Linked DNA regions of Homo sapiens: region 1 is linked to region 2. A link is an interaction called in ENCODE POLR2A ChIA-PET data of the cell type or tissue named here. Cell type or tissue: Panc1. All regions are shown on one strand.

Region 1 (5,000 bases), 770 kb before region 2:
TCTGTTGAGATTTAACAAATTTAAAATAACTGAAATGAAACACTCAGAACTAGATAACTGACAAGCGGTAGACTAGGGGAAAAGGAAGGCAATGGAAACAGGCAAGGCCAAGAAAAAGTTGCTGTTGAAGGGCAACTGTGTTGTCATCAGCAACACACAACACAGTCTGCCCAAACACAGACACAGGGTCTAACGTTGAGATGGAAACTTCCTTTCCTAGAGATCTTTCATGATTATTAATTTAGTGTTTTATCAATTTAAATAGCCTGAGTCTTTCCTAGAAACAGTCTTAATATCAGCCTCAGGGCAATGTTTTTCCACAACATAAAAATAGTAATAATAATCGAGGGGGTATCTGGATAGTTCATAAATACCAATAGGACTAGGGCAGAGAGAGAGAGAGAGTCCTTCACACAGAGGTGGCCTGCAAGCCAGACAGAACAACTGTAAATTCACCTACGATACAGAGGAAAGAGCTTCTTTGTCCCACTGATCACCAGCTGATGATACCTGCCACCAGCTCACAGCAGGGATTATCAGGTCCCCAAAGCCTCCAAAACAGACCACTCCTGTCCCTCTGTGTTATCAAATGTGACAGAGATATCAAGGCCAAAGACAGCCTCAACAGAGTACAAAGATGGATATTAGCAAATAAATAACTTTGCCAAGTCAAAACAATCTGCTGGAGAGAAGAGGAGTAACCTCCTGCATATATTTAACTGCTTAGTCATGGGGGCTCTTGATTCAGAACCAAGTGAAATCAGATCAAAATTCTTACTCTATAAGCCAATATAGCCAACCAAGTTTCTCCAGAAATTTGGGATGAAGTGGCTAACATGTGTATACTGTATGGCTTAAAAAGATACTTTCTGAAGAAACTTTTCATGCATTTCCACAACATGGTGATAATAAGGTTAAGAGTTGTCTGAACATTAGAGGTTTACTGTATAATTCAGAAATGTATACATAAAACTTTTAATTGGTAGTCAGACACTAATTAAGCATACAGAGGGGGGAACACCGTCTCCCAGAGACATCACTATCTCCCTTCAAGTGTGCTCACCAACCAGTTTAAAGAGGCATTAACTCTGCCAGTTGAGCCCACCTCCACTTACAGGACAATGACTGTTAGACGTGTCACCTTAGCTAAGACCTTGGGGACACAGTCATAATGGCTTTGATCATTCCTGACTTCAAGGGAGAAGGGTAGGGACAGACAATGGGGTCAAAGATCACTATTCTTCAAAGATCAAAGCTAACTCCAGATACAGACTGAGTAACCTCTTATCCAAAATACCTGGGACCAGAGGTGTTTCTGATTTCAGAATTTTCTAGATTTTGGAATCTTTGGGTATACATAATGAGATATCTTGGGGATGGGACCCAAGTCTAAACACAAAATTTATTTATGTTTCATATAAACCTCATACACATAGCCTGAGGGTAATTATATAAAACATTTTAATAATATATGCAGCCTGTCACAAAGGTCAGATGTGGAATTTTCTACTTACTGCATCATGTCAGCACTCAAAAAGTTATGGATTTTCAAATTAGAGATGCCCAACCTGTATTTATTTACACAGGTAAATCAAAACTAAAGATAAGCTTTCTGTACCAGTCATAGTTACCCAACTTCATGGATAAATATCTGAAATTAAATTTAATTCAATTAAAATGAAATTAGATCCAGGAATCCCACTTCTGTGAATTTACCAAAATATTTAAAATCAGTTTGTCAAAGAGAAGCCTGCACTCCCAAGTTTATCACAGTACTATTCACAATAAACAAGTTAGGGAATCAACCTCAGTGCCTATCAACAATGAATGGAGACAGAAAATGTGGTGTGTGTGTATGTATGTGTGTGTATATGTGTATGTGTGTGTGTGTGTGTGTGTGTGTGTGTGTGTGTGTGTATATATATATATAAAACTACTATTCAGTCTTTAAAAAGAAGACTCCTGTCATCTGCAACAACATGAATTGAACTGGAGAATATTATGCTAAGTTAAATAAGCCAGGAATTGAAAGACAAATACCACATGTGCTTATTACATGTGGACTCAAACAACCCAACTCACAGAAGTGAAGAGAAGTGGTTACAGAGGCTGGGCAGTGGGGGGAATGGGGAGCTAATGCTCAAAGGGTACAAAATCTCAGTAAAGAAGAATAACTGGGTTTTTTAAATGATCGACTGCACAACATGATTAATATAGTTAATAACAGTGTATTGTACATTTCAAAATTGGTAAGAGAGTAAATTTCAAATGTTGCCATCATAAAAAATGATAATTAGCTTGAATTATTCTACATTGTATTAATGAATCATACATCATTTTGTACTCCATACATATATACAATTATAAGTTGTCAGCTTACAACAAAATGAAATTTTAAAAATGAAATTAGATAGGAAATATCTTGTAATATTTCAAGCCTCTACCCTATTTAACATAAGACTCTAAGAATGCCCGGGCACCGTGGCGCATGCCTGGAATCCCAGCACTTTGGGAGGCAGAGGCAGGTGGATCACCTGAGGTCAGGAGTTCATGACCAGCCTGGCCAACATGGTGAAACCCTGTCTCTACTAAAAATACAAAAATTAGTTGGGTGTGGTGGTGGGTGCCTATAATCCCAGCTACTCGGGAGGCTGAGTGAGGCAGTAGAATGGCTTGAACCCAGAAGGTGGAGGTTGCAGTGAGCGGAGATCGTGCCACTGCACTCCAGCCTGGGCAACAAGAGCGCAACTCTGTCTCAAAACCAAACAAACAAAAAGGATCTAAGAATTTTACATATCTATATATATTATCCATATAACTTTACAGCCATTACAGCTCAAAACGCCAGGAAAGAGGTATAGAAAAACCTAAAGCAGAGTATACCACCAGGCCTCAGGCCATCAAGGTTCATGTATCCCAGGGTTCTGCTCTGACATGGGGACCAGTGGGTAAGGGGAAAAACTGAAATACTGACTCCACAGACTCTTCTCAGGAGAAAGAAAGGACTGAATATACTTTATAATTACACCATCCTATACACATCTCCCAAATGCACTGAGTCATTAAACATTTTGTTTCATTTTGAGAGGGCAGAGTGAGGCCTCGCAAGTAAATTTCTTATTGCCATTGATAAAGTATCCACTCTTGTTTGATCCTGGAACACCTTCTCCCAACCTTGGTGTATTTTAGTGTAGCGCTGGAACTGAACAGACCTAAAAATCCACAGGGTCGTCTTCTGCATCCACTCTCAGTGGGGCCTGAATCCACCTATGGAAGGACCACGGCTGTGGCACAGCTCCCCTCAGGTGGCCACACAACTCCCATTTCTAAAATACCTTAAAACAAGGGGCAGGTAGAGGAAAAATAAAACAAAATAAAATACCTGGGCTGGGTGTGGTGGCTCACACCTGTAATCCCAGCACTTTGGGAGGCCAAGGCAGGTGGATCACAAGTTCAGGAGTTCAAGACCAGCCTGGCCAAGATGATGAAACCCCGTCTCTACTAAAAATACAAAAATTAGCCGGGTGTGGTGGCGACCGCCTGTAATCCCAGCTACTTGGGAGGCTGAGGCAGAGAATTGCTTGAACCCAGGAGGCGGAAGTTGCAGTGAACTGAGATGGCACCACTGCACTCCAGCCTGGGCAACAGAGCAAGACTCTGTCTCCAAAACAAAAAACAAACAAAAAAAAACCTGAAAACAAAAATTAAATGGGACACAGAATCCTGTTGGTGGTAACATCACATTTATTAGCATTTCCAAATGGGTATACCTGGAACTACTGGTACATCCAATATATAGCAGACTTCTGGAGGGATCTGCTCACAACTGGAATAGTAATTTTTTTTTTTTTTTTGAGACGGAGTCTCACTCTGTCACCCAGGTTGGAGTGCAGTGGTGCGATCTCGGCTCACTGCAACCTCCGCCTCCAGGGTTCCAGCAATTCTCCTGCCTTAGCATTCTGAGTAGCTGGGACTACAGCATGTGCCACCACACCCAGCTAATTTTTTGTATTTTTAGTAGAAATGGGGTTTCATCGTGTTAGCCAGGATGGTCTTGATCTCCAGACCTCGTGATCCGCCTGACTCGGCCTCCCAAAGTGCTGGGATTTCTGGTGTGAGGCACCGCACCCGGCCAGAACTAGCATAATGAATTTTTAAAGAGAAGTTAAGTAGATGAAAGAAATAGAAGACCATGGCCACATCCATCTGACTAGGCTGCTTACTGCTTGTAGGCACTAGGATCAAGGTTAGAGGCTCATTTTCAAAACCTATGAGTGGTATTCAATTCAAAAGACTGTTGTCAAGAGATAACATCAGCATCTGGGTCTGTGTGAAAGGATTTAAATCACCTTCTATCAGATGTTGAAGCATGAAGGGGGAATGGTAGGAAGGCAGATGACTATTCACAGTGTTTACAATCAAGATATACAAATAACTGGCTACATACAAACACTCAGAAAGATGATGTAACTATGAATGTACTGAAGCACAGGCTCAGATGATGGGCAATAATTTCAAAACCACTGTTTCTTGATGATGCCTTGTTTGTTAAACTTCTGCCGCTGTTAAATTATTTTTACACTTTAATATGGAGAAAAATCAACCAATATTTTGGTAGGAACTAAAACAGTGCATGAAAACTAAATCATCTCTGAAATGCTAGCTAAGGAGTCAAAACTCATTAAGGATTTTCTACTTAGGATTATATTGTGTATGAACACTGAAATTTTCAGACAATTCATTCTTGTATTTGTTTGTAGCAGAGAGGCCAAAACTAAGCACAGGTAAAACCTTGGGAATATTTGTACTTCTTGCCCTCATCTGTAAACTACAAGGCTGGGTAACTAGATGACCTCTGTTGTCCTTAATATCACACACACACAGAGATAAACTGTACGTCAAGGGGACTTAGCAGATAGGGACAGACATAGCAAACTAAAGAGCACTTCTGTAGCTCCCCAAAAGTATCCCACAATGTACTTCAACCTGACTGTGGGGTT
Region 2 (5,000 bases):
AAGATGCTGATGCGTTTGTGACTCTCTAGGAGGGGATATGATGTTTCCTAACCCAGCTCAGACATGATTTCAAATGCCTTAAGAATCCGTCAAGGCCACTTCGGGGGAAGAGCTGATTTCTTTCAATGCTTCGTTTTATAAACAGGGACTCTAAGGCCCAGAGAGGTAAACATCTCGTTCGGGGTAACCCAGAGGCTGATGAGTGTGTTGGGGTGAGCACCAACGCCCCACCCACTGCCTCCCTCTGGCCTGGGAGAGCCATGGAGTTGACACAGGGTCACAGGTGTTGGGTCCTAGGTGGTGCTTCTGGGCACGTGAAGATGGTTTTGTCCCAGGAATACCCTGCGTCTTTTCACCTGAAGCTCACTCTGCGCTGGGGCTTCCCAACATGGCACTGTTGACATAGGGCAGGGGAATTGTTGATGTGAGGCTTGTGTCGGGCGTGGCTGGGCGTTTAGCAATATCCCTGGCCCCCACCCACCAGACGCCACCCCAACTTGTGAGCCCCACATGTGTCTCCAGACATTGCCAAATCTCCCAGGGTACGCTGGGGTGAAGGAGGGAGGGTAGTAAAATCACCCAGGTTGAAAACCACTGCTCTGTCCTACTAGGGGCGGGCCCTGCATTTGCTGGAATTTGCCAGTAAAGGGCAGAAAGACTTGCTGGAGCTCTGGCAGATGTGTAGGAGTTCGCGTGGGGGACAGGGTGGCGGGGACAGCCTCCCAAGGGGGAGAATTGAAGACACCTAAGGGCAGTTGTATGAAGCAGTGTGAGGGGCACTGCAGGTGGTTCAGTCTGCATGGGGCCCGAGCACAGCCGGTTGAGGGTTTGTGGGTGGGGGGAAATGCAGCTGGAGAGGGAGGAAAGGTGAGATCCCGGATGGGTGGATGGGTGGACAGGTGGACAGGCGGATGGGTGGACGTGTGTGAGTGTCTCAGTCCAGGAACTTCATGCCAAGGGCTGGAGGGCAGTGATGGAGAGGTCAGGGGAGGTGACACCCGGTGGTGGGTAGGTCAGGTGAGAGGATCCGAGGAAGGGAGTAGGGAAGAGAGCCTTTGGGAAGATGGGCATGGCCACCCATCAGAAGTTAGTGCTGGACAGCCTGGCCAACACAATGAAACCCCGTCTCTACAAAAAATGCAAAAATTAGGCACAGTGGCATGCGCCTGTAGTCCCAGCTACTCAGGAGGCTGAGGCAGGAGAATCCCTTGAACCAGGATGGGGAGGTTGCAGTGAGCCGAGATCACACCACTGCACTCCAGCCTGGGTGACAGAGTGAGACCTCATTTCAAAAACAACAACAAAAAAAAAAAAAAAAAAGAGAAAAGAAAGAAAGAAGTTAGTGCTGGAGTCCAGGAGACTTCCCAGATCTCGGCATCGGACACATGGCGGTGGGGCCGTGGGGATGGTAGGCTTGGGTGTGGAGGTAGAAGAGAGCGTTCTGTGGGTAACGTGACTCTGCAGACATTTCTTCTCAAAACTTGGATACTATGAGGCCTTTGGAATCTTTTCTGGGACTGATTCCTAGAGTCCAGGGAGAAAATTGCTGTGGATGACAGGACAGCGGGTTCAGAGTGGCCCAGGAGCAGGTGACTGCACATTTTTGCAAAGAGCAAAAGGGAAACCTGACCATCTGCATGGGTCTCTTACCTCCATTCTGAGGACACAAGGCATCTCTTCTCACTGTAGTTTGTCAAAGATCAGTGGCGTAAATAATTGCTAGGTGCTTGCTCATCGAGAAGAATCTGAATGACACCTGATATGTACACATAAAGATGTACCAGGCTGGGCACGGTGGCTCACGCCTGTAATCCCAGCACTTTGGGAGACTGAGGCGGGCGGATCACCTGAGGTCAGGAGTTTGAGACCAGCCTGGGCAACACGGTGAAACCCCGTCTCTACTAAAAATACAAAATACAAAATTAGTCGGGCGTGGTGGTGCATCTCTACTACTCAGGAGGCTGAGGCAGGAGAATCGCTTGAACCCGGGAGGCGGAGGTTGCAGTGAGCCAAGATTGTGTCACTGCGCTCCAGCCTGGGCGACAGGAGCTAAATTCTGTCTCAAAATAATAACAATAATAATAATAATAATAAAGATTTGCCAGTCTCCTTACTCCTACCACCCCAAGGGAACCACAGTAACATCCTGCCAGCTGGACCTTGTGATCTGGACACACGTATCCCTAACTTCACCCGACACGTTTGGGGGAGTATTTTGGGTTTGCCTGTCCTCTTCCTTTCCTCCCCTCCTTTTTCTCTCCCTTCCCAAACTGATGTTAGACTGGAGCATGTTCTTCTGAACTTTTTTTTTTTTAATCGTGGTAAAACATACAAAAACCTAAAATTTACCATCTTAACCATTTAAGACGTGCAGTTCAGTAGCGTTGAGTACATTACCGGATCGTACGATCATTTTGAGTTTGAGGAACCACCCTACTGTGTCCAGCGGCTGTGCCATTTTGCGTTTCCATCAGTGATACCCAAGGGTTCCGGTTTCTCCACATCCTTGCCAACACTTGTAATTTTCTGCGTCTTTTTTTTTTACATACTTAAAAAAAAATCCTAAATCTTTTATTGAAGGATGATATACCCAGAGTAGTTCCATACCTCCCTGCCTGCACTGACCTGTATGTCTGCATCTTTGGGGATGCCATTATTTTATTAGAATGGGCTCTCCTTTCATATTCTGTCGTGCTCTCCCCGCTGAATGCTTGTGGAAGTGTCTCCAGGCTCACTGATGTGGTTCTACCTCGTCTTTTTAATTGCTGTGTAACAACGGTTCATGGTGCAAACATATCAGAGTGGTCTGCCTAAGTGACCTTTGTCAATGACTGTGCACTCGATTTGGAGTGGCAGGAAGTGGCCGCACCTCTGTCATAAATACCCGTTATGGATCTCCTTCTGCTACTGGTGCTCTTGTTTTTTTTTTTTTTTTTTTTTTTTTTGAGGTGGAGTTTCACTCTTGTTGCCCAGGCTGGAGTACAGTGGTACGATCTTGGCTCACTGTAACCTCTGCCTCCTGGGTTCAAGCGATTCTCCTGCCTCTGCCTCCTGGGTAGCTGGGATTACAGGCATGCGCCACCATGCCCGACTAATTTTTTGTATTTTTAGTAGAAACGGGGTTTCATCATGTTGACCAGGCTGGTCTTGAACTCCTGACCTCAGTTGATCCACTGCCTTAGCCTCCCAAACTGCTGGGATTACAGGCGTGAGTCACCGTGCCTAGCCGGCACTCATTCTTATGGGCTCACGCACCAGGGGTGGAATTGTTGGATCAGTTGCCATTCATTTCCCCGAAGCTGCCGGATTCAGATCCCACCAGCCACGTTGGTACTTGCTCTCCGCTTCCTGTGTGTAGACAGGAGGCACCATCTCTGTATTGACTCTGTAGCAATCTGGAGGGTGCAACGTGCGATCTCATTACTGCTTTTCTTTTATGTCCTTTTGTCTCCATGGGAGGTTGAGCTTCTTTTCCTACAAGTTTACTTACTGTTTGCATTTACTTTTTCTTTGCATTGTCTGTTCCAGTCCTCTGGCTATTTGACTATTGTGTAATAAAAGGACCAAAAACAAATGTGCCAAACTGTTGACAGTTTGAGTGTTGAAAATATGTGACTCTTTTGTACGTGTTTGAATTACAGATTTTCAAAATTTAAAAAAGCCTTGGCCAGACGAGGTGGCTGATGCCTATAAATCCCAGCACTTTGGGAGGCCAAGGTGGGAGGATTGCTTGAGGCCAGAAGTTTGAGAATAGCCTGGGCAACATAGTGAGACCCCACCTCTACCAAAAAAAAAAAAAAATCTCAATGAGAGCGTTTTAGGAAGATTTGTTTGAGTGGGCTGAGATCTAAGGGACTTGGAGACTCTTGCAGTGGCCTTGCAAGTGATGACTTAAACAGTGAGAGTGAAGGTGGGATTCAGCAACTATGGGGGCAGCAATTTACAATGTTTGGCGCTAATGTGGGAAGCCAAGAAGAGGAGGAATTGAGGGAGATGAGGGGTTTGAATCTGGGTGAACTAGAGGTTGATGATAGAAATTGGCAGCATTGTAGAGGCCAGGAGGGGGCCATTTGAGTCTACAAGGGATGTATGAGTGGGAGCAGGGTCACTGCTGGGGAGATGATATTTGGTGGACACGTCAGGTTCACAGGCAGACACTCCCTGGAGCCATGAGAGCAAAGGATCCCACGGAGGGAGGTCCTGTGGAGGGAGAGACCCTCAAAAACATCTGTGTGTAAGGAGCAGGAAGAACAGGCGGAGGAGCTGAGACAGAACCTTAGAGAGTGAGTCAGATACTGTCACAAAACTAGGAGCGTTTCAGGTCAAGGGCATGGTGGTATTTTCAGATACAGTTGAGAGGTAGAGAGAGGATGCTTGTTTTTTGGGCCCGTTCAATTTATCGATTAGGAGGTCATGATCTTGGAAGAGCATTTTCCCTGCAGGGTCTAGGCCTGAGGTCAGCTTGCTGCTTCTGCAGCCTGAGTGCGTAGAGGGTGACGGAGACCACAGGAAGTGTGGTGGCAGCAGGAGAGGGCATCGGCTGTGGGTGGTTCTGGCCTGGGCCCCATCCTGGGCTCCGTGGCTGAGACTTGGTTTCAGTGCTCTCCACCAGCAAGTGCTCACTGAGCTTCTGCCCTCGTGGGCTGCGTCAGGCACCCAGCAAACCCCCAGGGTCCAAGAATCAGCCTCCCAGGTGCACACTCCATGGGAAAATGGCCAGAAACATGGAACCCACCTTCTTCGGTGAGAACCTTGGTCTGCCCTGTTCAGTGTCTGCTCCCAGAGGGACCAGCACAGCCATCTGTCACTTCCTGGACAGCAGCCTGTCCCTAATTCTTAGCCATTTAGGGCCTGGTCTTATATGCATTTATCTCCTTTTTCAAGTCCACTTCTACTTCCTGTCAGTTCTGTCTTCTTGTCAGCTTCTTTTTTTTTTTTTTTTTTTTAAGGCAGAGTCTCACTCTGTTGCCCAGGCTGGAGTGCAATGGTGTGATCTCGGC

Evidence for each region. ChIA-PET counts read pairs that join two places held together with the same protein. Peaks named below come from ENCODE experiments on the same cell type or tissue, not always from the same donor. Only the 100,000 strongest peaks of a DNase experiment are listed, where the experiment ranks them.
Region 1: POLR2A ChIA-PET joins it to region 2 with 17 read pairs; 1 of 35 experiments calls an interaction of 5 or more read pairs at or near these places.

What each region holds. Positions count from the first base shown.
Region 1 is chr1:8,562,955-8,567,954 of GRCh38, forward strand. The region is part of intron 4 of RERE (arginine-glutamic acid dipeptide repeats); the gene reads right to left. Among named protein-coding and RNA genes, the nearest start is that of SNORD128, 71 kb to the left of the region's middle. In Panc1, no CTCF peak of the experiment used is centred here; a DNase peak (open chromatin) is centred at 4,380; H3K27ac peaks cover 409 bases.
Region 2 is chr1:9,328,403-9,333,402 of GRCh38, forward strand. The region is part of intron 1 of SPSB1 (splA/ryanodine receptor domain and SOCS box containing 1); the gene reads left to right. Among named protein-coding and RNA genes, the nearest start is that of SPSB1, 38 kb to the left of the region's middle. In Panc1, no CTCF peak of the experiment used is centred here; no DNase peak of the experiment used is centred here; H3K27ac peaks cover 780 bases.